Regions from separate parts of the Mus musculus genome. Here all the other regions are linked to region 3. The links are chromatin loops, found by intact Hi-C in ENCODE. Cell type or tissue: heart. All regions are shown on one strand. Each heading gives the region's core, and the rest is flanking DNA. Links, peaks and the distances in the headings are about the cores only.

Region 1 (7,825 bases), core at 2,752-7,751, 150 kb before region 3:
CTTGTCTGTGTTCTTTTCACTGCCCTTTTTAAAAACAGCTGTTGGTATTTCTCTTCCCAACTGAACATTAGGGAGATTAACTTCGGTTGCGGTTTGAGTTACAAATATTTATTTGTAATTTGGTCTTTGTTTTCTGACTCTCTGGCATTCTTGTACTTAACTGGGATATAATTCATATACCACGCTACTCATACATTTGCCATGTACAATGGGTGGTTTGCAGCTTATTCACAGAGCTCCATTACCACATGGATTTTAAAACACTGTTGCTTGCTTGCTTGCTTGCTTGCTTTCTTTCTTTCCTTCTTTCTTTCTTTTTTTAAAAAAGATTTATTTATTGTTATATGTAGATAAACTGTAGCTGTCTTCAGACACCCCAGAAGAGGTCATCAGATCTCATTATGGATGGTTGTGAGCCACCATGTGGTTGCTGGGATTTGAACTCAGGACCTTCGGAAGAGCAGTCAATGCTCTTAACCACTGAGTCATCTCTCCAGCCCCACACTTTGTTGCTTCTTAAAGCAGAGGTGTGCCTACTGGTTATTATTCCCCAGATTTGCCAAATACTGATCTGTGTTCTGCCTGCAGACTTATTTATCCTTGACATTCTCTGTACACAGAACCACACAGCACACATCCTTTAGTGCCTGCCTTCTCTCTCTCTCTCTTTCTCTCTCTCTCTCTCCCCTCCTCCTCCTCCTCCTCCTCCTCTCCCTCTTTCTCTCTCTCCCCCCCCTCTTTCTCCTCTCCCTCTATCTCTCCTTCCCTTCTTCTTCTTCCCTCCCTCCCTCCCTCCTCTCTCACACACTCACACACACTCACACTCAGACACTCACATTCACTCCTAGGCCTGTTCCAGAAGTTGTGAGATCTGATTGCACATCCATTAGGTGTGAAAATTGGGACAAGTCTCTTCCTCCTTCAGCCTTGATTGGCCCATCTGTAGGGTAAGATGGTTGCCACTGGCTGAGACTCACTCACTTTTCCAGTATGGATTCCTATTCCCTGAGTTACATTCCATGGCTCACAATATCTAGAATGGCAGCAATCAGCTCTAGAGATAGAGCTGAGAAGACCCTGGTGTGCAACAGTCCTGCCTCCTGGGTCCAGTTGCAATCTCTTAGAATACACAGCTTCTAAGCAGCTGCAGACAGCCAGGGCCCGTCACCCTCTCTGAGGGCCAGGACCCACCTGTGTGCCCCAGAGCTGCTGTGGAGGCTGCTCCAGGACTCTGCTGGCCAGGACTGCCCTGAAGGCTGTGGGCTAAGACGGCATTGGCTTGGGCCCCTAGCCAGATCCCTGTGTGCTTTGGAAAGATCCCTTAACTTCTGTTAAGCAAAGAATCCTCTTCACAGCAAACTGAGTGAAGTGGTTTCACAAACTCCTTCCTGAGTTTGCACTGAGTGGAATGTTCACTGAAGAAACAAAATGTTTGTTTTCTAATTGTGAGGGCTTAGGGAGGCCCTTGAAGTTGGCTTCCACACCCTCTGTGTTCAGGCATGCCACCTGCCATCCTGGGGCCTAGAGCAGGAACAGAAACCTTCATGTGTCCTGTTGGGTGGCAGCAGAGAGGAGACACTGGCTAACGGCCATTCAGAAAATCTGCAGGGTTCTAGACCTCCAAGATCTTTTCTTACCCACTCTAGGTCGGGGCCCTTCAGTAACACTGTGAGGCAGTCCGTGAACTAGGTGGTGGGGCTTGACCAGGGTTCCCTGTATGGTTGTGGGGCATGATCAGGATTCCCTGTATGGTTGTGGGGCATGATCAGGGTTCCCTGTATGGTTGTGGGCATGACCAGGGTTCCCTGTATGGTTGTGGGGCATGACCAGGATTCCCTGTATGGTTGTGGGCATGACCAGGGTTCTTTGTATGGTTGGCAGGGAACAGAGTAAAAATAGGAACGTGAGGCCTGCTCCAAAACGAGGCGTGCAAGGTTGAGTATACTAGGGATCGAGCATGCCAGTGAAAGAAGGGAGGTAGGAGCTTGGGTAGCCAGAACAGTTGGCAGGAGAGGGCGTTCACATGACTGCACGGTCCAGAGCACATGTTGGGAGCAATGAGTTGACTGGAGTAGGGCCAGGCTCTGGCCTGTCTGGAAGGTTTGAGCCAGTGAGCATCGCTCTAGCCAATCCTTAAGAACTCTGAGTCACGTGGTTAGCTTGGGCGTTTCCTGTTACAAAACAGCCCCGCCCTGACAGCGCTCTATTTGATGGGTGATATCAGGGACTCTGTTGGGCCTTTCTTTTACTCCTCAGGGGTCTGGTCCTGCTATCTCTGGCTAAGGCCGCTGGCCCTTGGTCTGTTTTTCATGTTCCTAGGTTCTTAGGGGGCTATGCCTGTTCCAAAAATGACAAGCTCTATATTAGGTCATCTTCTTCAAGTCCATTCTACCATCTGGTCCTGGAGCCTCCAGCATTACCCAAGACTAGAGCACAACATGTAGAATATAACAGGAAGGTGGTCCCCAGAGGTACAGCAAGGGAGAACCAGAACAGAGAAAGCCAAGGTCCAGAGTGACTGTGGGTAGGAAGGTTTTTCCTGAAGGGGGCTTCTCAAAGCTTTGTGGTGCTTTTCCTGTGGTGGCTCTGAGAATGGCAGGATTTAGCAGCCATATAACATCCCTGTGGCTTTCTGGCCTAGAGGCAACTCCCAGAGTTTTGAAGTACATCATGTCTCCTGGTCCCTGGTCCCCTGTTAGTAAGAAAGGACAAATGAGTGCCTGAGCTGAGATAGGCCCTGTAGTCTGTTGCTCATTGGTATAGGTCCTAGTGGGGTAGCCACAATCTCCCAGCATGAAGCAGGTGCTTGCAGGGCATTTGAAGGGACATTGGGACGCAGTGGCCCACAAAGGAAGGCAGGAACCTTCCCAGTTACAGGGCTGGCTTCCACACAGCAGGTATTTACCACCCCCATTAGTCTGTTGGCTTCTAGAGCCTGTGATCTGGGAAGAGTCCGGAGTCTTTGGTGACAAGTCAGCGGTGCTCTCAGAGTCCCTTCTGTCCTCAGTCCTGGCATCCTGGCTCCCACCCAGTTTTCCAGCCAACATTTCCTACATTCCTGAGGGTCAGGAGGCCATCCAGGCTTTAAAAGGCCCAGAGGTGAGCACTACACAGAAGTGGGTTGGGTGTGGTGCTGCTGACCCTGCTTAAAAGAGTATGTGTCAAAAGCCAAGTCTGGTGGCCTCTAACCCCAGCACTCAGGCAGCAGAGCAGGTGGATCTATGTGAGTTTTAGGCTAGCCAGAGTTACACAGTGAGATTCTGTCTCAAAATAAATAAATAAACAAATCAAAACAAAATCTAGGAAACTACATGCTTTGTCAGCCCCAGCACAAAGGAGACATAGAACACTTGTCTCGTGGCCTATTGTTTTGAGATGCTTGCACAGTTCTTTGTTTGTTTTGTTTTTTTTTTGTTTTTTCGAGACAGGGTTTCTCTGTATAGCCCTGGCTGTCCTGGAACTCACTTTGTAGACCAGGCTGGCCTCAAACTCAGAAATCCACCTGTTTCTGCCTCCCAAGTGCTGGGATTAAAGGCGTGCGCCACCACCGCCCGGCCGCTTGCACAGTTCTGTTGTCCAAGTGTGTGCTGGGTAGGAAATGGCTCCACTCAGGCAGATCCAAGGGCCCAGCCTCATGCAAGGCCAGCTGGAGCCAGGCTACCCACCTGGCCGCACAGACTGGCTTTGTGATGGTGGCATCTTAAGGAAGACGTGAGGTGGCCCTAAGAGCTAGAATATGGGGACTAAAATGTCTCCTTTTTTAAATCTTTATTTATGTGTTTGTGCATGTACAGGTACACATGTGTGATCATATTCAGGTGTGTGTGTGTGTGTGTGTGTGTGTGTGTGTGTATACATGTGGAAGCCAGAGTTAGCCTTGGGTGGTGTTTCTCAGTTCCCGTCCCATTTATTCATTTATTCAATTCATTCTCTTCTCATGGGTATTTATGCATGCTTTCATGAATTTGTATGCACCCCATGTGTGCAGCAGCCTGTGGGGGCCTGAAAAGGGGCATCAGACCCCCCTAGAGCTGGAATTACAGGTGGTTTTACGAACTGACATGTGGGTGCTTGGGATTACACCCAGCATCCTGCAAGAGCAGCAGTGCCGCTGAGCCGTCTCCCCAGCCCCCCAGACCCCCACCCTGGTTTTTTTTTTTTTTTAAGTCAGGGCCTCTCTCTGGTTTGGACCTTAGGTCATGCTTGCTAGCCAGCAGGCCCCAAGGATCTGTGTCTCCTTGGTCCCTAGCTCTGGGATTACAAGCACGCAGCACCACACCTGGCTCTTAAAAACAAAACAAAGTCAAAAGCACAGGGACTGTGAAGATCCAGCTCAGGCCCTTGTGCTTACGTGGCAAGCATTTTAGTGACAGGGCTGTCTCCCAGCCCCTTAACATTGTTCTTATTTGTTCATTAAAAAATGGAGGGGGTGGCATTAAAAATCGAGGCAAGCATGGCAGTCTTGAAGAGTGGTGGCGGCAGGGGTGGGATGGGAGGGACTGGGTACTTTTTGTCCAAGGGAAAGCAAGCTTGCGCCCGGTGAACGCAGCCTGTTACTCTCAGACGTCCTCATGTAGCATCTGTGTATAGGACACACTGGCTGCTCAGAGGCTGGTGTCTCCGGCAGCCAGGACTTCCTGGAAGACTCAAGGCAGCTAGTGCGACCACTGGACTCTAGACAGGCAGGGCCCAGCAGCAGCATCGGCTCAGGGCCTGAGGAACAGAGGCACTGGGAAGCAAATACGTGACAGACCTGGTGGTCACATGTGTCCCATCTTGAGTACCATGTTTCAGTTCCAAGAAACAAAGCTTGAGTTGGGGATTAAGCAGGTGGTTGGTGGAGGGAGGCTTTTGAAGAAACCAGGTAGAGGGCAGGGAAGCCTCACAGGACGGGGAAAGACCGTGTAGAGAAGCAACACAGGAGCTGGGCCTCTGCCTCTGGCTCAGGTAGCATGGCTAGCACTTGAGATGGCATTCCCCTGGTTGCAGGATAATACTTCTTCCACCTCTGACAGTCCATCTTGAGCTGGGATTGCCTCTATGAGAAAGCTGTCCTCCACGCTTCTTGGCCCCCAGCTATTCTAAAAAGGACAGCTGTAAGCAGGTAGCAGCCAAGCAAGCAGGTGCTTTTGTGGGCCAAGGGAACTAGGTAAGACATCAGCAGACACCCCCACCCCCAGTCTGCCTCGTTGCCTTTGCATTCCTTAAAGTAACCCATTGAAATAGCTGGACGAAGATCTGAGCAGTGCACTTCCCAGGTGAGGGCAACAGAGAAGCCCAGACCCTGTGGCTGTAGAATCTGGGTGGCCTGTACTCCTCCTCTGAGGCCTCCAACAGGGTGAGAAGGATGCTGGGCCATCTGTTCCTAGGCATACACCCCCAGCCCACACACACCAGCTGGTCTGTCTGCGTCCCCAGATGCCCACGTCTAAGTATGAGGGACAGGGCTTATAAGCTTGGGGCCCTTGGCACCCAGGCAGTATTCCCTAGGGGGCGCGGGGGAGCTTTGCTGTCACCTGCTCTGCTCAGGCCTTCCGTGTCACTGCTGAGGAAACAGACGGTTGAGTACCTCAGAAGACCTTTCTGGGACCCCATCACCATGCTTGACGTGCTGGCCCACAGCACCTGCGGCAGAGAACAGGCTGATCCCAGCACAGGGCCCTGCAGGGCAGTCACCCAGTCCAGGCAGCAGGGCCGAGGGTATGTTGGTTTGATGTGTTTCCCTCGGGGGATTGGGCTTCAGCTTATGCCAGGAAAGCAAGGACCCCGGGAGCAAGCCACCTTTATCTCTGCTCAGCCCAGAGCCTCCTACCCAGAAGTAAGATGTTGCAGTAAGTCTGTGTACAGAAAGGCCCTGTGGCTGGGGGAAGGAAGATATATCAGTGTTTTCCAGCAAGCCCAAGAAGGCTGGGGCTGAGGCTGAGCTAGAGCCTCTGCTGTGACTGGCTAGAGCTAGAGTCGGCTTGGCTTTATAGAAAAGTGCCCTGGGAACAGCTTTGTTCTATAATTCCTCTTGTGGACTCTAAGAGTGGGCTCAGTGTCTCTGGTCTTTAGCTCAGGGCCGTAAGGACAGTTTCCACTGAGCCTGCAGGCCTTCTTGGTGGGCCTCAAGAACAAAAGTTATTAGGTGAGGCAAAGTAAGCCCTAGAGTAGCAATTTCAACTTGGAATGATATGTTCATGTGGCCCTTTGAATCTTACCACTCTGCCTTCTCCCAGACCTTTGAGGGTACACAGGCCTCCTCACGCATGGGAACAGCAGGAGCTGCTAGGAGAGGGGAGGCAAGCAGTGCTGAAGATGTGGTGGGCCTGAGCATGGGTGAACTCCATGTGTGACTGCCCGAGTGTCTTACCCACCAATGGGCTGAGATTCTGGACAGCAGGCTCACTGCCCCACTGTGGCCGCAGGCACAGTGTCCCCTGCGGGTGGGTCTTGCCACTGGATTATGTGGTGGTTCTCATTTTTCACTTTGGCTAAATGACTGAATTCTGAGTCATCAAAGTTTTCCAAATGACACTGGCTTTGCAGGCAGAGGACAGATAAATGACTCTGAGGACTACTGGGGGTTTTCTGTGGTAGTCTGTGGTTTGCCTGGAACAAAATGCATCACTCAGGCCTCATAGCTTCCCACCCTGCTATGAAGAAAGAAAAATCTGTTATTGTAGACTGTTGGGGGAGGCATGACCCCAAGATGCTCTTGGCCACCCATATTTAACAGACAGACCAACGTTCAGGGGTTGAGATAGCTTGCCTGAAGCCATGATGCCATATGAGGCCGACCCTACTTCTGAAATGGCCAAGTGACCTTGGTAGTTTTTAGGTCCAGCAAATGGGTCCCTGGTACTCTACCATGGGCTATGTCACATGCTTAACATAACTGCTAGTGTTTTCACTGTAACAGGAGACCCCTACAGCCAGTAACTTAGGGACAACAGAGTGGCCTCTGGTTCTAGAGGCCAGGAAGGTCATCGTCCCTGCACTAAAGGGGCCATGCCTGCTAGGGATTGCTTCTTCACAGATGGCACCCTCTTCTTGTGATTCTTAACATGACAAAGGGGGAGATGTGGTCTCTCATCCTTACAGCGTTAACTCTCAACTCACCAGGGGCTCTAACCCTGTGACCCCAGCACCCACCAGTGACCCCACTTCTTGATTCTTTAGGCACTGACATATGAATTTGGAACACACAGTCTGGCCACATATGCTGTTACATTGGTCACAGAATTGGGACCTATTAGCTATACCTTAGATCATCTGCTGGGCAAGATCAAGATGAGACAGGATGATTCCAGCAAGATAAGGAGAGCACAGCCCTAGAGCACTAGGGTGGGGTATTTCTTTTGGGCTCTATCCCCAGGCCCTGCCCTTGCTCACTTTACCAAGAACAGTGAGGCCCTGTTCTGGCATCTGACATCTGGCACAGTGGGTAGGTGTGGTGATCCTCAGGCACTGCTGCCATTACCCAGCCAGAGCAGTCAGCGAGGACTTGAGGCTCGCAGGTGTAAGCATTGCTGTTTACAATTACACACCTGTTCAGGCAAAAAGATGCAGTACTTACTTAGCCAGGGATGCAGGAGAGGGGGTTGGGCTCTGTGAGCTCCTGAGTCCTTGACTAGTCTTGGCCTCACCCCTAGGCCTCCTCTACCCACTCAGCTTGTCCCAGGAAAGCATTGCCATTATTGATCCATCTTTCTTGTGCCATGATGTCTCACTCAGCTCAGGCCAGTAGCCTGGAAGGCAGAAGGGACCTCTGAGGTGTGCCCAGATACTGCTGTGGCAATGAAGGAATGCATCCTGTGACTATGGGTTTACACTAGACAGCAAA
Region 2 (7,825 bases), core at 665-5,664, 140 kb before region 3:
CTGATTCCATCTAACTTGGCCCCCTTCTCGTAAGAAACATGATATTGTGTCAGTGAGCTCACGGCCACCCTAGTCTGTGTCTCTTGTCTGAAAGGACATGTGGAATCTGGGTCATTCACTAGTTTTATTTAATACAGTGTGGCCATGGGTATTCATGTGGGGCTGGGGATGTAGTTCAGGTAGAGGATAAAGTTAGCACATGGAAGGCTCTGGATGTCCAGCCTCCAGTACCACCAAGAAAAAAGTCTTGTATCTGTTCTTCCCACAGACCTTAAACTGTCTTCTCAGACTCAGTCAAAACCTCAGATTAAAAAAACATTCAGGGGCTGGTGAGATGGCTCAGTGGGTAAGAGCACCCAACTGCTCTTCCGAAGGTCCAGAGTTCAAATCCCAGCAACCACATGGTGGCTCACAACCATCCGTAACAAGATCTGACTCCCTCTTCTGGTGTGTCTGAAGACAGCTACAGTGTACTTACATATAATAATAAATAAATCTTTAAAAAAAAAACATTCAGGAAGAGGCTAGAGAGAAAATTCAGTGGTTAAGAGCACTAACTACTCTTCCAGAGGTCCTGAGTTCAATTCCCCGCAACCACATGGTGTCTTACAACCACCTGTAATGGGATCTGATGCCCTCTTCTGGTGTGTTGGAAGACAGCCAGTGTACTCATACATTAAATAAATTAATTAATTAATCTTTAAAAAAAACCACTCAGGGAAAACATTGTATCGGCACATAAAGAGCGAAGGGCACAGTATTAGCAGCCTCTGCTGAGCATCTGCATCATAGCAGGTATAGTTCTCAGCTGAGGGCTGACTGCACACATCACGTTAGGTAAGGATGTGCGCACTGAAGAGGGAGTGGGTCCTGGCTGGACAAGGGACACCTGGGATGAAATAGCCTTAGATCAGACATCTTGTTACCAGGCCACCTATTAAGTCTGAGGTTTGCCCACCTCACCGCAGCTGCCCACAAGCTGGGCCTCATCACATTTTTGCCTTTTATGTAGTGACTGGCCACAGGTTGTGTTCAGTGGCCAGAGGCACTTCTTCATGAACCATCCTCAGACTTGGTGATCTTACTACAGCCTGGCAGATTAACTACCAGCTAGGCTTTGTGTGGTTATGTAGGATGTGTGGTCTGAGGTTCCAAAGCGAGTCTGGCCTCTTCACTGACCACTGTATCTCTTCCTCCACAGAACTGTCAGACCTTCAGCAGCCTCAGTTGCCTGAACATGGGGGTGGACGACCACAGCTCCCAGAGCCCCTTTGCCCTCGTCAGCAGTACCCGATCCTGGACCGCATTGCTCTCAGCCTCCAGCCCAGGGGGCAGGACTCCTGCTGGGACCCCAGTTCCTGAGCCTGTTCCCCACTCCTTTGATGACCAGTTCACCTGCCAGGAGGACCTATCCTGTGACGAGTCAGATGGCTGCAGTCTAGATGAGGATTGCTGCAGGAAGGGGGATCCGGCCACATCCTGGCGGGACCGGGGAGCCTGCACGAACAGCCTCTGCTCTTTGGATGGCGAGCTGGACATTGAGCAGATAGAGAACAACTGAGGGCCCTGACCTGGGGAGGAGGCACTCCTCTAGGCCTTAGGTCACTCTAAGGGGGACCTGGCTCCTGGGTCTGACAGAGGCTCCTCCAAAAAATGGAGCCCACCCATTTTCAAAGGAACCAGCCATCACCCTGTAGTGCCCAAATTTGTGAAGGCAACTTGGCCACACCTCACAGGCGACAGCTGGCCTCCCACCAGTTCCATGGAACTACTGTAGCCCAAAACAGGTTTTCGGTTTGGTATCCTCCTCTTTGTTCCTTACGGAGTGCTGGGTAGCCACCATTTTCCAGTAGGGCTGGGCCAGCTGCACCCTTCAGGTAGGATGCCGGGGGCCTGAGCCCCCTTATAGCCTTGCTCAGGTTCCTTCTGGGGAGTTACCCAAAGCCTCCTTTACTTAGTTTACTCCGTGCCTTCTCTCCCAGGTCTCCCTGGCCCAGGCTTGGGAAGGTTCGGGAGACACCTCTTGTAGTGACAGCAGACCGTGTGGCCTTAATCCATTTGGGGCACTGGCAGGGATTCTGGGATAATCCATGTCCCATTTTTCGGGATCAGGGGATAGTTAGGAATGACCAGAAGCCATCCATATTGGGTAGGCATTTGGTGGTTGTGTTGACTGAAAGGTGGGCCCACCAGCTCTCCCATGTCACCAAGAATCACCCACACCTCTGCCACCTCAGGGGCTGCCTTGGCAAGGCTGACATTGGTAGCCTTCCTTCTGTCCCCAGTCCCTGAGAGCTGAGCTCAGTGAATTCAGCTGTGTATAGAGATGTCAGTGGCAAGATGACCTCTTCATAGTGTCCTCAGGATCTACAAACAGGTGCAGAAGTCTCGGCCCTGTGTACATTCCTGGGTAGAGGGATGTCTGCTGGCTGCTTTGCAGGCTAGCCACTCTGCAGGCTCCTCTCTGTAGCAGTCTATGTTGGGGGCCTGCAAGCCTCCACCACATTCCTAGCACATTGTTGCTTGTTCACAGACACTGCTGGCTTTAATGAAAGCATACCACCGTTGGCTTCAAGACACCCCCCACCCCCAGTCCACTGATGTGAGCCTAGCCCCAGGCTCTCCTCTGCAGGCCCAGCCACAGCATGGCTTGAATCACACTCCCCCTTGCAGCTCCTCACTCCCAGCATAATTCCCAGAGGGCATCCGTTCCGGCAGCTCCCCTCAGTCCTCCCTGCAGACATGCTACAGGGCTCTGCACGCTGGGACTCTGGCTTTTAGCAAACTTGGCATCTTCTGCAGACAATAGCAAGTGGGCTGGCTTACACAAGTGGCTTGTTTTCCCATAAGGCTAAAAATAACTGGTGCATTCTCTTGGGTTTGCGGACATGTGATCTAGGCACATTTGTAGTTGCTCTGCTGTGCCTACCCTCTGAGATTTCACTGTCTGCTGGCTGAGCCCAAATGGCTGTTACCTTTCTCCTAAAGAAAGACCTTGATGGGAACCTTTTGTTTCAACTTTAATTTGTCCATACACCAGAAGAACCGAGGCTCAAGTTCTGATGTATAAGGCAATGTTTCTCTAAAACCAGACCCAAAGTACAGGAAGCCCCGCTCCTATAACCCCAGGTTGGGTAGCCTGGTGGGTCCCTGTGGTGGTGGTCGGGGCCCAGCTGGCCTTGGGGGCACTGAGAAAGCAAAGTAGAAAGCTGGTGGAGGCATGACCTACAAGCCCTGCCTGGTGGATCACAGAGGAAGGTAGTTGAGAGGGCGTGGGATGCACACCCCAGTGCCCTGGTTCCCAGAAAGCCCACAGTGAGGGATTCTGTTATCTGAAAGAACTTTATGGTCCCTAAAGCTATTCCCACTCCCCCACCCCCCAGGAAAGGAGAGGCTGGGCTCTGTCCCCTGGTCTGCTTCACACAGGCTGTTAAGGCCAAAGCACAGAACAGTTGCCAGCTGCCTCTCCTGAGGACTGGGACCTGAGCTCCTGGTGGCAGGTGTGTGTCTTAAGGCTGATGTGTGGCCGGCTTGTCCGTAGACTAGCTCTCTTGAGCCTGCTGGCGGAAGGACAAACAGGAACTTGCTGAGTGACAGCTTCATCTTTGCTTCCTGCCTCTAGGAGACTGTTCCCTGGGCGGCAGTACTCCAAACCCGGGGTGGGGGTTGGCCCTTTGCAGTTTCCTCAGGCTTTTCTTGATGTCCCTGTCCCACTAAGGCCTCAGTCCAAGCACCCAGCAAAAGCAGCCAGAAAAGATGGTGGTAGCTTTTCTGCCTAGTGTGTTCATTTGCTTTCTGATGTTCTTTTCATCAAGTAAAGCAGGTTTTGTCTAGAAGGTTTCCAGTCAGCTTTCAGCAGTTGTGTGACCCAGACAGACCCATTCATCCACCCCATTCACTGGCCCCCAGACCTCTGGTCTTGGATCTCCTGGAAGAAGGTTCACCTGGGAGGTCCACTCTGTCTCCTGTGTGCGTGGCAGCACAGGCAGCAGGCAGACTGGCTCACCCGAGTGCCACACCCCAGAGAAGCTGAGGGTGGGCTTCACCACTCACCTGCCTAGGCAGCCTCCACCAAAGCCGACTGGGCCTCTTAGCACGTGACATCCCGTTCACTCCAGAAGCCACTGAACCGACAGAGTTGCCCTAAGCCGGGTACCTGACCTGAGTTCAGGGTAGCAGCCTAGACAGTTTACATGACTGCCCACTCCTGCCTTACTCCTGGGTGGTGAAGGTAGAAGCTGGCCAGCACCACGGGCTCCCTTCATGTAGGTCCATGGAACTTGTTCTGCCCACACATGCAGATGTGTATTCTCAGAAAGCCTTACTTTAAAAAAAAAATTTTTTTTTGTAGCAGGAAAGTTTTCTAAATTTGTATGCAGAAAGTTAAATAAAATGAAGGCCCACATTAAACAGGACATGCTCACTCCCCCAGTTTCTAGATGGGTCTCCTATGCAGACCAATGGCCATATTTTATTATGGGTTCATTTAGTGTTCACAGCAGTTAGAACTCACCCCTGGATCCTGCAACCCATTTCCACTGATGTGGTTAAAATTACTTGAATGATGGCCACTTAAAACGTAAGCCAGGGGCCAGGGCTCAGGGACGCTCCGCCCATACAACCCATGATGCTGCCCCTTGCCATGCCCATGCTGCTGGTCCCACCCCTGCCCCTGGTGCCAGGCCTCTGAAGGAGGCAGAGAAAGATACTCTAGAATTGCAGACTGATGGAGCTCCTTTAGGCTAGATAGGATAGCCTGACGTAGCATAGTCTCATTGGCAAATGAACTGCATCGTCAGTGTTTGGGGGCACCCAGGGGTCAGGGACAGATGAGCCCACAGGCCGTGCTAGGGCCACGTGTGCCGTCCCAGCCAGGCAGCAGCAGCAGCAGCAGCAGCAGCAGCGGTACTGTTTGAGGCAGTGTGGTGAATGGCGTGGTGAGCCAGAACCCATCAGGGCTGCAGCCTGTAGGCTGCCCATGCTGGGTCTGCTCGTTAGCACCACGCACCATCGCCTGCCTCCCCCCCTGACAGGCCGTGACTGTCTTGCACTACAGCCACTCTAGTCTCAGGAATTTGCTTGTTCCTTTTACTGTGTAAATAAAGCTTCCTGGTCCAACACCCGGCTGCCTGCGCATGGCTGTGTGCTTTTTGTTGGGGGCAGTGAACCAGCAGCTCTCCTGTCAGCTCTGGACTGGGAGAACTGCGGGACGGACTTCTGTCCCCATGCCTCAGAGAGAAGGCGAAATGCTGGGTGGCTGTGGGAGTAACTGCTGCCCATAGCCACAGCCGCCATCGCAGGGAGCCGCAGAGGAGCCAGAGACATTGGCATGGGGGGGGGGGGGCATGGTGTGCTGCTACTTCCAAGGGAGCAGGAGAGGAAGCTGCCCTGGCTGAGAGGCAGGCCACTAAAGAGACCCTGGAGGCCGTAGAGCTGGGCTGTCAGCTCAGGGCCTCGCCCCCGCGGAGGGCAGCGCAGTTCAGAGCTCTGCTTCTTGGGCTGTGGAGATACTAGAACACACAATTCACCCCTGGGATGGGCACACAATCCAGTGCTTACCCTCCAAACCAGACACCTGAGTAACTACAGCTCAGGAGAGCACTGTGTCTGCAGTCCTGAGGACCCCAGCAGAGAGGTACACTTAATGTCTGTCACCCAGTGTTGGTCCCTGTAACTGACCATGGAATGTTCTCCCAGAGCCTCTGCTATGGCCAGACCATCATAGTCTGGAGGTGACATCCTGGACCACTCTTCTGTTTTGCTGCTTTGGCAACAGATCCCTTGTCAAACTATATGTGAGTGTGTATCTTAAGAGGCGGTGGACAGAGAGATGGCTCCGTGGTTAACCAGAGGACCCAGAGTCAATCCTCAGCGCCCATACAGGAGCCATAATCATCTGGATTATATATATAGTTCCAGGGGATACAGTGGCAGTGTACATGGCATAGGGACATGCAGGCAGAACATCCATAAACTACATACATACATACATACATACATACATACACACACACATATGAAAGAAAAAAGAAGTGTTCCAGAGTGGTGGCACATATCTGTAACCCTAGTCAGCACTCTGGAGGCTGAAGCAAGAGGATTGCGTATTTAAGGTCAGCTTGGGCTAAATATCAGGATCCTGTCTCAGAACTCCCCCCACAAAGCCACCCTTTGTGGTTGGGGGTGGGCGTAGCTTGGCAGGTAAAGGCCACCACATACACACTGGCACACACCCACACACCATATACACAGTTAAAATCAGGGCGTGAGAGCAAGGTCCCAGGCTGGCCATTCAGTCTTCCTAGGACACCAGCCTTCTGCCTTTCATATACGGTAAGTAGTTCACAATAGCAGGACAGAGGGCAGGAAGGCCACAAGCACAGTCCTGCTCCTTAGATTCACAATGGCCTTGAATGACCCAACTGCCCCCCTAACCTGCACCTCCTACTCTCCAGTGGTACCAGCCTCGTTCTAGCCCTGCCCCAGCTCAAGTTGACAACATGCACAGGACTCTGTCCTGATGCCTCCCCACACTGCTGTCTCCTGCACCAAATATGAGGTCTTCTGAAAATAGGATCCTGTTCGCAGCCAGGCTTGGGCTCACTCGATGCCCTGTTGTCTGACAGCAGTAGGCCTCAGCGTTCTGCAGTCCCCAAGCCCGGCTGGTTCAGGGGTCCACCCATCTAGGGATGTTCCCAATCACTAAGTAGGCCCCCTGTCTATACACGGAATGGTGGGCCAACGGGCTTCTGGGAGAGCAGCTCTTTCCCAAAATGTGGGTAGGGAAAAGTCCCTCCCCACAAAATGCCCAACCTGGGCAGTGACCTTCAAGTGGCTACTGTTTTTTGTTTTTTGTTTTTTTAACTTTTTGGTTGTATTTCCTACGTAATAATGCTCCTACAACCCCAAAACTTGGTGCAAAATGCTCAGTCTGCCTATTATCCATGGAAAAGCTGGTGTGATAATGATAATCACACTGGCTTGTAAGGTGGGTCCCTGAGCACCCTGTAGACTCAGCACATGGTTGGGTCTTCCCATTTTAAAGAGATCTGCAGGAGGCTTTCTTCCTGCCTGTTCCACCTGCTAAGGATGTAAGAGTCAGAGGCAGATGAGTCCCTTGTGGCTGACTGCTAGGTAGCTGAAGATCAAGAGAAGGGGAGGCTGTGCTGCTGGGTAGTGCTGCCACCCTGAGAAACATCAAGGCAAGAGGGTAGTCCTCTAGGGGAGTAGGAATGGATCCTCTCAGGAGGGAGAGGACAGCTGAGCACTGGATGATTGCAGCCCCGAGGTCACCACAGGCCATCTTCACGGGATTGCAGGCAAGGCTGGAGGGAGCATCTTAGAATCCGTCTTCAGAAAGAGCATAAGACACAGGCTAGACCTTGAGTCTCCACTCTCTCTTTTACTCCTAGAGACTCCTTGGAAGAGTCACTTTAAGGACCATTTCTCTGAGTTCACTGTGGCTCAGAGGATAGTGTGGTCTCTGACCAGATCATATAGGGCCTGAAGCCCACTCCTTGGCAGAAAGAGAAAACCCAGCTTATCTGGAGAGACCAGCCAAGGAGAGCCAGCTTGGTCACTGCTCAGGAAAAAAAAGGGGGGTGGGGGAGAGAACCCCAATACCCATGGGGCACACTCATCAGCAAGCACAGCCCACTGCAATGGCTCCAAGTGGCCTGAGCTACTGGGGGAACTCTACTGGAGCTTTCTGTATATCCAGCTAAGAGGCAAAAGGCCATCCATCCCTTGAAGGTGAATGGCACTGGCCAGACTGGTGGCCCCTCATCCTGATGCAGATACTCAGCCAATTTCTTCCTCTGAGAGCCTA
Region 3 (7,825 bases), core at 1,920-6,919:
GGGGTCATTAATATTTCCTGAGGTTTCTTCTCAGACTTTCTTCTTGGAACTAGTGTGGATTTTTCAAATGCTTAAAAGTTTGAAGCCCAAATCTATGTATGTAGTCTAGACTAATAACAAGCTGGACAGTGGAGTGCTGGGGGAAAAAGCCTTCTTAACCCATATTCTCTCACTGTTTCTTTTTTGTTTGTTTTTCAAAAACCATTTATTTTTTTAATTATGTGCACATGTATGTGGGTAGGTGCCCATGAGGGCCAGAGGCATCAGATCCCCTGGAGTTGGAGTTACAGGCAGTTGTGAGCTATCTGAAGAGGGTGCTGGGAACTGAACCAGTACATGCTCTTAATCACTGGGCTGCGTCTCAACTTTGTCTTTTTGAAACAGAATCTTTCTGTGTAGCCCGGGCTGGTCTCACACTTGCACTGATCCTTCGGCCTCTGCTTCCCCAGTGCTGGGATTGCAGGAATGTGCCACCAGGCCTGGCAACACACAGGTTTTTAGTCAATAAATATTGAGAATTGTCGACTTCAGAAACCAAAGTGTTCATTCCCTTTCCAGGTGAGAGGAACTCAAAATCGCAAGGTTTCTGTTCGTAATCACTGAAGGAGCGTTTCCCGATTGTCTCTTTCCCTTCCTTTTCACATGGGTTCACCTGTTATGAAACTCCACACAGAGTCAAACATTAATGGCACTCAAGGGACATTTGTCAAACTAACTTGTGGATTTAACTTGGTTATCTGCTCATAGGATTGTTTCTATTTATTTGGTTGGTTTGGTTTTCAATACATCCTGACCAGTTTACCCCACCTCCTCTTTTTCTCCCATTCCCCACCCCACTCCACCCCACCCCAGTCCCCTCTCCCCACCCACCCCTTTTCTATTTCCCCTTAGAAAAGAGCAGATCTCCCAGGAATAGCCACAGAACACAGCTAAGAAGATACCATAAGACTAGGCACAAACCTTCATATCAAGTTTGGGTGAGACCACCCAGTAGGAGGAAAAGGGTCCCAAGAGCAGACAGAAGAGTCAGAGACAGCTGTTAGTCCCACTGTTAGGAGTCCCACAAGAACACCAAGCTAACAATAAGAACATATGTGGCGGAGGGTTAATGCAGACCAATGCAGGCTCTGTGATTGCCGCTTCAGTCTCTGGGAGCACTGCAGGAGCTTTATCGCTAGGCTCTACGGTTCCTGCAGAAGTATTTGCTTGAATCTGTTGGTGGCGTTAGACTCAACAATCCCTGCCATGTGGGCTCTGACTCTTCTTCATGTTGAGTTTTTAGATTGTGCAAATGCAATCAGAGCAGCTCTGTTTCTCGGAGGGAAAAGGCTACTCCAAGGTGCAGGTTGTTCTTTCTTGGCTACAATTAGTGATGGGAAAAAAAAAAAGCAACCAAGTAGGAGGGAAACCATAAATTTTTATCATGCTCTTTGTACCCAGTGCCATTCTCTGATAAGTGAGAAGTGATAAAACTCAGACATTCCCAGAGGTTTCTTGCTTATGAAATCCTTTTCATCAAAGAGCACCCTACCTGCGAGTTCAAAAGGATTGCCACATGTTTTGATGTTACCCTTAGTTCTCCTGATGAGCTCAGCTGCTCCTGCTTGCCAAGGCATAACAAGATGGCCCTGGCTTTACCCATTTGTCCTGGCTTACAGAGCAGAATCACAAAGAAGCAGTTCCTTTCTGACCCCAGGGGAGGAAGGGTCAAACCCCCAAGAGGTTGATCATACTGAAGTAGGTGGTATGAAAGGAATAAAAATGAAAAAGATAAAGTTATCCACTCATAATAATGAGCCTTAGAGGGTAATTAATGGTCATTATAGTAATGAAGTAATGATCTGGGCAAATGACCTTAGCCAAGGATAGGATGAGCCCAGTAGGCTTGCTCAGTGCTCCTGAGGATATTGGATTCACTGCTCTATCTCTGAGCCCACACTACTTTCTTGCCCCTACTGACCAGGTCAACTAAGACATTCCCTGCTATGGCTGTTGAATGTCTTCTATTTGTCTCTCTACCTGGGTCTTCTTTTGTTTGTCTTTACATGTGTCTGGTGTGTTTGTGTACCAGTGTTTGCATGAGTGTGGGTACACAAGGTCTGGTGTCTTCCATGATTGATTCCTACGTATTTAAATATATTTAATTGAGCCTGGGTTTCTCACTTGAACCCAGAGCTCTAGGAATTGTCCTGTCTCTACCTCCCTGAACGCTGGGATTTCAGATGGGTCTCGATGCCCACTCAGCGTTTATGTAGGCTCTGGGGACCTGAACTCTGGTCTCTTTATGCTTGCCCAACAATCACTTTACCTACTGAACCATTTCCTCTGCTCTTTCCCATCCCACTTTCTTTTCCTCCTCTTTCTGATCTTGCTCTGTGTCTAGGGAGGCTAGTTTGTGGGGATTGTCTTTTCTCTTGTTTTCTCAAGTCAGGGTTTCTCTCTGTACCTCTGGCTGCCCTGGAACTCTCTCTGTAGACCAGGCTGGCCTAGAACTCATAGAGATCCACCTGCCTCTGCCTCCTGAGTCCTGGGATTAAAGGTGTGCACCACCACCACTACTACCACCAGTCTTAACAGACTCCTTAGGCTCCTGGCTCCCTCCAAGTAGTCTTTCCTCAAACTCCTCTCTCTTTGGGGTTCTAGAAACCCCACATCTAGCCCTGGATACGTGGACTGACAGTGGCTCTCCCTGGTGTGCCAGTCCCTCCATCCTTGTGCTTTCTTATTCACACACATTCTTTCCAAACTGGAGTGTGAAATCTTTCTGCCTGACCCTGAAGTGTAAGGTAGTGAATCACTGGCCCTCTGTGGTCTACAGCTTTTGGTACAGGATTGGATAACTCTTCTATTCTCTTCATATTTTCTGATTTATAACGAGCGTTATAGACAAAAATGATACCTAAGCACCTTCTGATTGTGTTTATCCTGCAATATCCTTTTCCGGTTTGAGTTTTAACCATGGTAGTGGAGGGAGTGCAGGCAAGTCTATACTGCGTAGCTGTCATTTCCAACCACTTATAACAACAGTTAATAACATCCGGGCGGCGTTTTACAGCTGCAGAGATGATACTAGAAGCATCAGTAATCTGTTTTGTCATTTTGGTACGTGAGGGTTCAAGGTCATGTGGTTTCAGCATTTAAGATATGATGTTGCTCCCAACAGGCTCTTTCAGGAAAGGTTTTGGAAGGTCCCTGGGCTAGAGAAACGCAGTGAGAGGCCACCATTCCTTCGGGCCTCCGTTCCCCTTCGGGTAAAAGAAAGCGAACTGCTCCAAGTTCAGTGCAGAGCTCAAGCGCCACAGGCACAAAAGCAGACTGCGCACTTGGGGAAGGCAGCAGAACTTGGCGCCCGGAGGCTCAAGGCCGGGTGGGTGGGGCGAGAGTGAGCCTCTTGTGATTGGTGTGCGGCCCTCCGCCTTAACCAATGAACTGAGAGAACGGGCGGGGGCGGGACAGACACGTCGTCTTAAACGACCTGACGCGCCGGGCAGCCACATCGCGCTTCGTGGCTGAAGTACAGTCAGTGTCGCTTAGCGGACGCTGTCAGGTACGACGTACGCGCCGGGGCTGGGCCAGAGCGACTAGGGCCCACTCGGTGTTCTGGAGTCTCCGCCGGGGCAACACTGGAATCTCCGGGTCTAGGGCGCCACGCAGGCCCGGGGTGGGGCGGGCTCGGCGTGAGGACGGGCGGGGCACGGCTTGGGCTCACTGTCCCCGGGGGACTCGGCTAAGGGGACTGGGGCCTTGGAGGTCTCGACTTTGAAAAGGCGGCGTTGAGGGCGCGGGGCACCACGAGCAGCTTGGCGGGGGGTGGGTGGGGGGTGGGGGTGGGAAGAGGAGGGAAGGACCCGATCCCTGGGGACAGAACTGCGAACTTGTGGTCGCGTCACCGGGAGGGGGCGCTGATGCGGACCAAGTCCGAGCTCCTTGGGCAGCTTTTACGTCTCGTGGCAGATCATACCCATCCCTCCCCAATCCCCACTTCTCTTCAGTCCTAAACCAAATAAGAGGATTGAGGAAGTGACGTGCACTCTGTGATGAGATGGTGGCTAAGGATTGGCCCACAGGGCTCTCTGCACGAAGAGCCCCCTCCTTAGGCCTTTGACAAGCTATGTTGAACCTCAGTAAATTCCAGTCTAATTGTGGGGAGCTCTTGCTGCCAGCAAATCTTGCCTCAGGCCTACAGCAATGCCCGGGAGTACATTTACCTTGTAGATGTGTCAAGATATATTAAGGGAGGAGTGGTTTTGGAATGAAGTGGCTTTGCTACTTGAATAACCTCTGATTTCTCCACCCTAAATTTTCTTGATCAAACTTGTTAGTGTCTGTAGGTAAATTAATTTTATGTAACTTGTAACTGTACTTTAAATTGTATGTGTGTGATCAGGAATGAATGCGCCATCCGAGGCCAGAGGGATTCGATACCCCTGGAGCAGTTCTTGATAGTTGTGCCATGTAATGTGGGTGTTAGGAACCAAACTCTGGTCTTCTGCAAGCATAGTAGGTGATCTTAACTGCTGAGCCATCTTTCCAGCCCCTAAAACTTTAATTAGTACATATTTTAAAAGGTATTTTTTCCTGTCTCATCTATTTACCTTCCGGTCTACTTTTACTATGGTTATATGGATATGTATTTTATGCTCTTTGCAGAGTTCTTGAGGATGAGCCAAACTGTATACCTGTATACTTTTTTTTTTTTTTAGATTTATTTATTTATTATACGTAAGTACACTGTAGCTGTCTTCAGACACTCCAGAAGAGGGCATCAGATTTCATTATGGATGGTTGTGAGCCCCCATGTGGTTGCTGGGATTTGAACTCAGGACCTTCAGAAGAGCAGTCGGTGCTCTTAACCACCGAGCCTTCTCCCCAGCCCCCAAACTGTATACTTTTAAAAATAGTAATGAATGGGTAGTGATGTGGAGGTGTGTGGAGGGTGCGGTGTAGTTGGTTCAATCCTTTCCCAGTAGTGTTACTTTAGTTGTTTGCCAGTGACGCACTTGAGGTGAATTTTAGCCAGAATATTGGTTACATAAAACAAAGCTTATGTTGACAGACCTTCCAAAAAAAAGAAAAAAAAATTAAGGGCTGCATTTGTGAATGGTTACCTCAGAAAAGTAAATATTTAACAAGCGCCAAACCAAATTTACTTCTCAAGCTGAAGATTTTCAATGGCTTTTGGATGACTTTACCCTGCTGTTTCTTTTAGAGCAATTTAAGGAAAGGTTATTTAATAAGGCAGACTAAACAAATTCTTCCAAATGCAGCCCTTAATGGAGACTGTACTGTGGAGATATTCCTGTGAGCTAATGGGGAAGGGAATAATGGTGGCCTGAAATTAAACATAGGTGTTCAACATGCTCGGCCTGTCGTTAGTTCTTATGTTTGGGCTCTTATATCTGCTAAATATAAATAGCAGATAGATAATAAATAGGAATAATCTATATATCTATCTATCAATCATCTTTGGTTTCTCGAGACAGGGTTCCTCTGGGTAGCTCTGGCTGTCCCAGACTCACTTTGTAGACCAAACTGGCATCAACTCTGAACCCTTGATGAAAAGATGAGTTTCCATAGGAGGACAGAGAAGTAGCCTCTCAGAGCTGAGTTATTTTGATGCAGGATGGGTGACCTGGTTACCTGGCTTGTCTGGTTGCTACCTTGCCTCCCTCAGGAGTTGTGTGTTCAGGAAGGCTCTTCTTCACCTGCCAGACAAGAGAATACCAGCAGCAGGTGGGTACCCAGGTACCCAGGGGAGGGGATTTTTGAGACAGGGTTGACTTTTCCTTTTTTACAAGCTTAAGTTCACAGTGGGGACTGCTTGAAAACAAGTGCCTGAAGTGTTAGGATCTGTGATAAAAGTCTGCAATGTTCTTAATGTCCTAAAGTGTTTAGGAGGGACTTTCGTTGTAAATTCAAAGGGAGAAGGTGGAAAAAATTATCTATATAGTATTTATGCACAGAAGAAAATTGGTAGTTAATGGTAATCTCTTAAGTAGGTAATTTTCTTGTCTGACTGCTATTTATTTTATTTTATTTTAATATTAAGGCAAGGTCTCTCTTTATAGCCCTGGCTGAGCTGGGACTATGTAGACCAGGTTGGCCTCAAACTCCTAGAGGTCCATCTGCCTCTGCCTCTCTAGAGTGTTGGGATTAAAGGCTTGCTTGACCACCTCTAACTTCTTGGGTATCTGAGAATAGCCTTAGGCTCCTGATCCTCCTGCCTCTGCTTCTCTAGTTTATTTGGTACTGGAGATGGACTCCAAGGCTTCGAATCTATTAGGCAAGAACTTACCAACTGATCCTTAGTCCCCGAGGATCTCATTTTTATTTTTTAATGAAAAACGATCCAGTTTGAAGACCCTGGCCGTGTTGTTTGAAAGCTGTGGAACTTGGCTAGTGTTCCTATGACCTTAGAGCAGAAGAGAGTGTAATGAATAGCTCCTTTGTGCTAAACCAGAGGCTTTCACATGGGCTCCTCAAGACCCCATCGAAGTTCAGAAAGAGTGACACATTCACGCAGAGCTGCACACTGAATTTAAATCTGAATTGTGCAGTGCTGTGGATTTTCTATCACACTTCTACCATTTCCAGAGCCCCTGTGAAGGAGAAGATTGTTGGTGGCTGTTTTAAAGCCTTCTTTAATTTTGTTCTAATATTTCTCATACAGTACCAAGCTCAGTAACTTGAACACAGAGGCTCTTTAATAGAAAAGTGTGTACTAGATTCTGCTCTGTCATGGTCTGTGCAACTTGTAGCCTTTTCCAGTTAAGTTGAATATCCAGAGTATTACTCATATTTTGAATGTTTCTTGTTACGCTACTGAACATTCTACATGAAATTGAGAGGACCCAGCAGATAAAGAGATTCTAGCTGAGGAGGTAACTCAGTGTAAGTTGAGATAAGTCGAGTTCAGATAACCTTTTAGATTCTTTCCCATTGCACTCTTTATTTTGTTTTGAGTCAGCTGAATGTAGCCTTGGACTGGAAACCCTCCTGTCTTAGCCACTGCCCCCTCCTTCCCCACCCCGTAACCCATGGCTACAGTCACTTGCTGTCCTATTGCAGCCTGTAAAAATACACCATTAAAAGCATTTTTAGGATTTTTTTCAATAACCAGTTTTTTGTTTTTGTTTGTTTGTTTGTTTTTTTTTTTTTTTGTCTTTTTGCCTATTGAAAAAAATCATAGCTGTAGACTTTGGTGGCAAAGGTATGTGAGTAGTTTTGAAAGTTTGAGTCTTTCCCTGAGAATAGGTGACCTGGTGACCCAAGGCTGCACCTCCTGGGCACACTGACTGCCGCACTGCTCTCTACACCACGTTGTTTCCTCAAAGCTTACCGGATCCTTTCTTTTTATTTGACTTTGCTTCTTGTCTGCTCTCTGTCAAACAACTCAGACCATGTCCGAGCTCATTTTCAGTGTTTCTGACATAAATACAATTTATGGTCATTGTAGAGAGTAGAAAATAGTTTTAAATACAGCCACGGTGACTTTTTGTTTTCTCTCCTTAACAGTTTCCCCTAATACTCTTGCGTAGTTGAACAAGCAATTTTTTTTTCTATATATAAAGTTTTCGTTTCTTTTCTTAATTAGACATGTCCTAAAATGCCTTGCCATGTTGGTAGAGACTTATTTTAAAGCTTTGTTTGTATTTTTGTGTACGAGTGTTTTGTTTCTGTGTATCTAACTGCATTTGCTAAGGAGTATCAGAGAAAGCACACTTTATGCATATTTCCTAGGAGGCAGAAGTTAATACCATTTTACATTTTCAGTAGTTTAAGTAGGATCTACTGTGTAGATTGTAAAGAGCCTAGGAAGAAAACG
Region 4 (7,825 bases), core at 1,265-6,264, 63 kb before region 3:
AAGTAAATGTCGTTTTAAACATGTAAAGAAGAAAGGAAATTCTGCTGTGCCTACCTGGTGGGCTTCCACCCCTATGGCTTGTAGAGCAGACTTGAAGAACTCAGGGGAGGGTTTCCCCACCACTTCAGCCTTGATACCACAGGCATACTGGCAAAGAGAAGACACAGTATGAGTTTCAGATCAGGAACACGGGAGTAGACACACATGGAAAGACTGACCGCCTCATGATGATCAGGATGCCATGGGCCTCAAACCCTCTCACAGGCAAGCGTGTCACAACTCCACAACAGGCTGCTGCCTAGAATGCTTAGGACACCTACCTCCAGCTCTGCCGCCTACTTCAAGAGTGCCCACAGCAAGTGGCATACCTTACCTAGCAGAACCACGAGTCTCCCAAGGGACAGGAGACCAAGGCTCTCATTTGCCTGTTCAGCTACAATCCCATCTCTTGCCTCTCCCTGCTACCCACCTCCAAGTAGATCAAAGGCCCTCCTAAGTGTGTCTAGGATTCAATCCACCCACCTGCTCACCCTTCTCGCCTGGGCACAGGTGGACAGGGGCTGCTACTATTGTGGAGCTGGGACATGGTCTAGCAGGAATCTGGGCAGGGGTAACTGACAGGCCAGTCACAGTGGACTCTGGAGGTCTTGCCACAGAAGGCTTTATAACCTGGAAAGTCATCTCAGGAGAGGAGTTGGGAGGACACACAGCCTGAGGGGTTACAGGGCTGGGAAGGAAGCAGGTGATCTGAAGAGACACTAAAGCCATGAGTCAGAGTGGTGAAGAGCATGCTGGGAAAGAGCACCCAGAGGTTGGCTGGGGGTCAGAGGGATGACACATACATACATAATGACTGTGTGATGATCAAGATAATGGACCCTAACTGCTGCCTGAGGAGAGACCTCCATTACTTCCACAGAGGAGACGGGGGTGTGGCTCAAGCCCCACACAGGATGCTCCACTCAGAAACATGAGAGGCTACTTGTCTATAAAGTACACCATCTTCTCCAGAAAGCCAGGGCCTGGGGCAGCACCAGGGCAGGTACCTCGAGCGCCTTCATGTAACCTCCAACGTCCAGCATCAGGCCAGAGGTCTCCTTGTAATAGCGTCTGCAAGAGAGCACAAGGGAAGGGGGTTCACAGAGAGCCACAGGTGCAGGCCAGTCCCGATGCCATGCTGAGAGTAACCGACAGAGGCCACATGGCAGAAGCAGAGGGCCAGCGGCAGTGGGGCATCATGGGTCATTCAGCCACTAGCCCCCTGCTGCTGGCCTTGTAGGGACCCCTACCACAATGATTAACCAGGAACCCAAGGGGGACAGATGGATCCCGTTACTAACACAGAGGAAGACAAGTGACCCGTGTTTCGGGAAGGGACGGCAGCCCCCCCAGAGCATGTGCTGACTCCCTAATTGCTAATAATTAACCCCTAACTGCTGCCTGAGGAGAGTGCTCCATTAGTTCCACAGCAGCCTGCGACATCCCTATTAGCTGGGGTCAGGCAAGGTGCCAGGTTTCACAGGCACCAGCTGCTTCCTTGAGACAAGAATGTCTTCCCAACCTCCCAGAGACAGCGCAGGCTCAGCTCCTCGGAGGGTTCCTCGGTTTAGCCCCAGTGCTTAGACCCACAGCCCATCCACATCAGACCAAGGCCTCCCTCGAGGTACATAAGAGTCCTAGCTGCAATGTCATCCATTTCTGGGGCTCTCTGAGCAAAGCCACGTGACCAAGGAGGCAAGAAGGTGGCTTAGCCATCACCCTCCAGAGATGAGGTTCACTGAAACCCAGAAAATGGCACAGGAATCCAAGTTCTGAGTTATTAGGGGAGTCTGAGCACCCACGTCAGTCTTCCCTTCCTTCTCCGTCCAGGGGACATTAACTCAGCATGCGAGCTGAGGATCCGAGAACAGGGGATGTAGGCTGTCTTCAATACTGAAATTCCTTCTCTGATTTCTAAAAGTGACTTTGCTCTATGTAAGCCTTTAGACCTCAGCTTCCTCGCCTGTGACATAGTCAAAGCAATCAAAACCACCCATATCTAGGGCAAAGTAACACACTACATAAACAACACCATTCCTTACACAATGCCTAGAACACAAACACCACTCACCAAAAGACTGGAGACGACTACTATAAACAGCTGCTCGTGGAGCTAAGACAGAGGCCCTGAGATAGGAGGCTCAGTGGTAAAATAATACAAGCCCCAGGCCTGGTGGGGTCACTCCTGTAATCCAGCACTCAGGAGGCTGAGGCAGGAAGATTGTGAACTCTAGGTCAGCTGAGGATACATAGCAGATCCGATCTCACGAATGTCTTTTCTTTTTCACCTTTCCATGTGCATGTGCTGGAACACGGTCCAGGAATGGAGTCACGTGAGAACGCTGAGTGCTTGTGAGAAAATGCCAAGAAAACAAGACAAGACTCTATGACCTCAATTTCTTCAAAACATGGAATTATTCTTGGAAAGTGTTTTGTGCTCCTCCCAGGTATAGCGGCTAGGAGTGAGGTTACTTCCAATACTCATTCTTGCTTGCTGTTGTTACTCAATTAGACATTGAAGCCATACTTGATAAGCCTCTATGGAGAATGTATTTTTGCCACGTGTAGCTTGTTCTCATGATTGTATGCAGCTTTCAAACTCATGAAAACGTTACTCATGTGATTTCTCTTAACCCTCAGAGTATAAATTGTCAGATGCTCTGAATAACGTAGGCAATTGCATGTGGCTTTAGTCTGACTCGTTCCCCATCCTCCTAGTCCCACGGTCTCTAGAGCAGTGACATGTATGTGTGGTGCATGTGTGCACACATGCAGAAGCCTGAGGCTACGTGTCAAGCTCCCTGGGCCACTTTTGCACTGTAATTTTGGGGGGAAGTAGTGTCTCAGTCAAACTCAGGGTTTGCTGATAGCACTAGTCTTGCATCAGCCATCCTTCTCTTAGAATATCCCATCTCTACCAGCCTGGAAGTACAGGCAGTCTGCTACACCAGCTGGCATTTATGTGGGTCCAGGGTATCCAAACTCCAACCCTCTTGCTTGCATGCCAACAACCTTAACCACTAAGTCATCTCTGAAGCCCTGAAGAAATTTTCTTAAAAGGCTTCTTGGGGCTGACAAGGTGGCTAAGTGAGTAGAACACTTGCCAAGCAAGCATGAGGACCTTCAGTTCCCCAGAACCCACATGAAGCCAGGCCTGGTAGCATGTGTCTGCAGTCCCAGCACTCCTGCGACAGATGAGAAGCAGAGACAGACAAAGCCCCAGAAACCAGCCTGGCAAACAACAAAGAGACCCTGTCTCAAACATGGTAGAAGATAAAGAGTGATTCCCGAGGTTGTCCTGTGACCTCTACATGCATACACCCTGGCATGAGCACACCTACACTTATAAACAAACATGCAGGTAGGCAGGCAGACACAGGAAGACAGACAGACAGACAGACAGACAGACAGACACACACACACACACACACACACACACACACACCTGTGACCTCAAACATGCTTACCCTGGCACGAGCATGCTTACACTTACTGACACACAGGCAGGCAGCAGGCAGGCAGGCCCGCACGCACATACCCAGGCATTCATGCATGCGTACACACACAGCTTTATTTTTTTTCTATTGTTACAATAAACTATAATGCCTATTTCCTTAGCCAGGTCCAGAGCTTCAAAGAACTGGAGAAGGATAAACAGTATTTGTCCAGCAGAGGGAGCCATTGGTGCTGGAGCTGCACTGTCTGGGTGGCAGGTGGCTTAGTCTCAGTCCAGGACTCTATGAAGGGCTCAGGGACCTGCACGACCTGGGACCTGGCACCTGGCATGCACCCCTGGCTCCCAGCATAGAAGAGATGCAAAAAGACTCACAGAGAAACTGTGAGAGCAAAGATGGTGAGCTGCGCGAGTAAGTGACAGAGAGACAAGCTGTGTCCTGAGGGGAGGCGGCTCACATGGAGCGAGGGGAAGGAGTCCGAAGACCGAGGGAGCACTTTGGGATCACTAGAGCACCTGATGGGCTTCACACTAGGCCACCTCCAAACCCACAGATGGGCCATCTTCCTTGCACACGGGCCCAGAGGCTACAACTCTTGCTCAGAGGAAGCTCCCAGGAGAAGGAGAGGGTGGGCAGAGGTGGGTTGGGCAGAGGACAGAGCAGGGACAGACCTAACTCAGCTCAGAGGCGTTTGCCAGGAAGCAAACAGAAACTTCTACAACACAACTGGAACAGGCGCAGCTGTTTCTCAGCCGAGGATTCTGGGGATTTCCAAGCTGCCCTGGGGACAGATGGATACAGGATCCCGGAGACTGGGTGGATGGAAACAGGCCCCTCTCATTTAGAAACGGCACCCCTAAGGAGTCCTCGAACCACAGCTCTGCTGGCCCCAGATCTAGAAGTTTATTCGAAAGTAAAAAGGACTTCAGGTTATCTGGACTCACCAAAGCCCGGCCTTCTGAGCCAGAGGAGAAGGAGTCTCGGGAATCAAAATGGAAACCTTGCCCCCCCCCCCCCTCTCAACAAGCGGAGGCTTGTTTTTGAAACAGGCTCTTAACTATGTAGCCCGGCTAGCCTGGCATTCTTTATGTAGACCAGGCTGGCCTCCAACTCACAGAGATCCTTCTGTCTCCACCCCCAAGTCCTGGAACTACAGGTGTACGCCACCACCTCCGTTTATATGGTGCTGAGAATGGAACCAAGACCGAGAGTCTCACACATGCTACCAACAACAAGCTACTTACCCTCTCACCCCTGCCCATTCTCTTTCTTACTTTTTTAAACTGAATCTGGGCTGCTTTTTATAGAGCCCACAATTTCTCTATTTCTTACTCATTTAGGAAATCAAAAATCTACCTGAAGCCAACTGTTGGCCGTAAACACTTTAAGGGAAATAGCGAACAGGCATCTTAAATGTATGTCCCTTCACTAGTGACAGGATATAGTCTTCTTTTCTTTCTGGCACCGTGTGGCCCACTGCAGGAGAGCCCGGGGGGCCCTCCAGCTACTGAGGGCCACTGTGGCTACTGGAGACGCAGGCCACAGTGGAAGAGCAGTCAGCTCAGATTTTATGCTTCGTTTTCCTGCCGTTTCCGATTCCTCGGTGCAGCCTCCCTGCAAAATGACCACTTGACCTCTCCCAGAAGAGCCATTAACCTCCATAGTCTGCAGAGTAAACAGCTTAATTTCCTGATGGCGCGGCATGACAGGAGAAATTACAAAGCCAATTCCCTCTCTCTGTCCGCACAGATGCCAAATGTAAATCACTCCATTTCCAGGAGAGGGGCATCCTGCCTCCTCGCACCCTCGGGGAGGCCACTCCAGCCTTGACTCTAGTGACAGGAGCTCTTCCTGGGCCTCTGGGCTACCTGGAGAGGCTGCCACTCTCAGAAAGCTGTAGAGCCCTTTCCCTAGGGTTGAAACACCCCACCTTTCACCCAAGTCAGAGTCTAGGGGGCTGGAGTCCCCACTCATACCAAATGAGTGTTACCCACGGCTGAGTGTGCCCAAATTCTCACCCAGCCAAGAGCAAGCGATTGCTATTTTCACCATCCTTTTCACCAATGCATTTATTCAGACACTACTTGTAATCTGGAATAGCCCCTAGCAACGATGAGACTGCATTCAACAAAAATGAGCTGACATAAATGACCTATAATATTACCTTTTCATTATGCACATTTTCTAGTGCAGGTTTGCTAACTCAAATATCCAAGGACAGGGCCCAGATCACTGAGTTAAGCAGTCCAAGTGTGCCTAGCTCAGTGGGCACGAGGGCCCAGTCACCAAAGCACAGGATGGAAATACTTCCGGCAGGATACCCTGCTGCCTACAAGCTGGGCAGGAACTCCAAAGCATCATGCAACCTCAAATGTATGAGATTCTGAACTTGTGTTGCTGTTTCTGTTGACCGGGCGAGACACACACAACCTTCTGGAAATCATCTCACAAAATGGATAACTGTGTCACAGAGATATTTGTGTGTACAAAGTCATTCACAAGCTACTGTTTGCTGACCATAAGAAACAGGCCAAGGGGTCTGGGGAGATGGCTCAGTATGTAAACCCTTTGCTACACAAGGGTGAGGACTGGAGTTGCAGGACCCCAGTTCATATAAATGCCTGAAGGACATAATGGCCCACCTATAGCTCCAATCTTGGAAGGCCGAGACAGAGGACCCCGCAACAAGCCAGCTAGTGAGATCGGTCCATACCTCTGATCTGTGTTTGACTGAGAGATGCTGCCTCACTAAATAAGGTGGGAGACGGATGGAGGATGATACTCCTGACAACAATCTTGAGCCTCCATATACATGTACATGTGCGAGCACAGACACACACAGACACACACACACACACACAGACACACACACACACACACAGACACACACACACACATGCATATGAAAACATGTACATACACACATGAAAACAGAAAGAAAAAAAAACCCTACAGCTTATAAAACAAGGTCAAGCCGACTCCCACATTAGTTTCCTTTTCTTGTTGCTGTGACCAAATACCTAACAATTTAAGAAGGGAAGGAAACACAGACTCAGGGTCTGAGGGTCACAGAACGCCGGGGTGGGGAAGCATGAAGCGGCCAGGCCAGGTCAAGCTGCATCACAGCGAGGAAGGAGAAACAGGTGACTGCTGGTACCAAGTCAGCAGCATCCTTCTTCCCCCTTCCTCTTACTCCAGGACGCACGTACATGGGATGCTGCCCACATTTAGGGCAGGTCTTCCCTCTTCGATTAAACCTCTCAACACTACCCTCACAGATACATCCAGAAGTGTGCATCCTTCACAGTTATAAAACCAGATGAATGTGTGCATCTGTAAGCATTCAGCTGAGGACACGCACTCAAATACCGGTGTTTGTGCTACGCAGTGAGGCTGCAAATACCTTTCTCTTCTTCTTAGGCTTTGAGATTTCTAAATTTCTTCAATGAGCATGTGGTAAGGAAAGATGCTAGCAGGCCTTGGGCTATAGCTCAGTGGTCCAGCCTTACTTGGCATGGACAAGGCCTTGAGGGGGAAAATCGCTTTGTTAGCTACCATGGCACATGTCCATAACTCCCGAGGTCAGGAGATGGAAGCAAGGGAATCATATAGAACAGTAACTAGCTTCAGGCCAGTGTGGGAGTGTGCTAGGCCCTGTCTCAGTTAGGAAATAGGGTTGGAAAGATAGCTCTGCAGTTCAGCAGACTTGCTCTTACAGAGGACCCGAGTTTAGTTCCAAAAATTCACATGGTAGCTCACAAAACTCCACTTCCAAGGAGTCTGACACGTTTCTGACCTCTGTGAGGAGTGGGCCTATATGTAGTGTACATACATACATGGAGGTAAAACTTTCATATACATAAAAGTTTTTAAAAAGTGGTGGCGGTGCACACCAGAACTCAGGAGGAGGCAGAGGCAGGTGGATCTGAGTTCAAGGTCAGCCTGGTCTGCACAGTGAGTTCCAGAACAACCAGGGCTACACAGAGAAACCCTGCTGTGAAACAAATAAAAACAAACAAAATTCTCTTAATTAAAAATGAATAAAGACATATTAAAAAATAAAATAATGTAAGGGAGAAAGAAGGATGCTAAGTCAGCAATGCTTTCTTTAAAACAAAAAACAAAACAAAACCAAAAACCAAAAACCAAAAACCAAAAAAACAAAACATGGTGCCAGAGTCTGCATCCTGACTGTCCTCCAGAGGCCCAAGAGCTTGGTCCACACCTGATGGCAATGTGGAGAGGTGGTACATCCTTAGGGAGGTGGGCTCTAGTAAAAAGAAGTTAGGTCTCTAAAGGGGGAGCCCACTGAGGGGATACTGGGACTCCTC

What was found. A loop is a pair of places that touch in the nucleus more often than their neighbours do. Peaks named below come from ENCODE experiments on the same cell type or tissue, not always from the same donor. Only the 100,000 strongest peaks of a DNase experiment are listed, where the experiment ranks them.
Region 1: a loop joins it to region 3, with 2.2 times the contacts of the local background. A loop is called at or near these places in 2 of 42 quality-filtered maps.
Region 2: a loop joins it to region 3, with 2.1 times the contacts of the local background. A loop is called at or near these places in 2 of 42 quality-filtered maps.
Region 4: a loop joins it to region 3, with 4 times the contacts of the local background. A loop is called at or near these places in 14 of 42 quality-filtered maps.

Annotation. Positions count from the first base shown.
Region 1 is chr7:132,718,366-132,726,190 of GRCm38, reverse strand. All of the region lies in intron 4 of Fam53b (family with sequence similarity 53, member B), which reads left to right. Among named protein-coding and RNA genes, the nearest start is that of Fam53b, 92 kb to the left of the region's middle. In heart, for the core only: CTCF peaks have their summits at 5,493 and 6,437; DNase peaks (open chromatin) are centred at 2,920, 5,465 and 6,360; H3K27ac peaks cover 1,973 bases.
Region 2 is chr7:132,709,379-132,717,203 of GRCm38, reverse strand. It overlaps Fam53b (family with sequence similarity 53, member B), which reads left to right. Exons shown (of 5, transcript NM_001381858.1): 5 at 1,202-5,120. The coding sequence ends at 1,561. Among named protein-coding and RNA genes, the nearest start is that of Fam53b, 100 kb to the left of the region's middle. In heart, for the core only: a CTCF peak has its summit at 3,508; DNase peaks (open chromatin) are centred at 1,373, 2,773, 3,553, 4,023 and 2 weaker places; H3K4me3 peaks cover 256 bases; H3K27ac peaks cover 4,812 bases.
Region 3 is chr7:132,572,017-132,579,841 of GRCm38, reverse strand. It overlaps Oat (ornithine aminotransferase), which reads left to right and starts at 3,444. Exons shown (of 10, transcript NM_016978.2): 1 at 3,444-3,547. In heart, for the core only: CTCF peaks have their summits at 3,705 and 3,904 (motif pointing right); DNase peaks (open chromatin) are centred at 3,431 and 3,951; H3K4me3 peaks cover 1,926 bases; H3K27ac peaks cover 1,988 bases.
Region 4 is chr7:132,634,809-132,642,633 of GRCm38, reverse strand. Lhpp (phospholysine phosphohistidine inorganic pyrophosphate phosphatase) reads right to left here. Exons shown (of 7, transcript NM_029609.1): 4 at 1,047-1,110; 5 at 55-147. Among named protein-coding and RNA genes, the nearest start is that of Lhpp, 28 kb to the right of the region's middle. In heart, for the core only: a CTCF peak has its summit at 3,699 (motif pointing right); no DNase peak of the experiment used is centred there.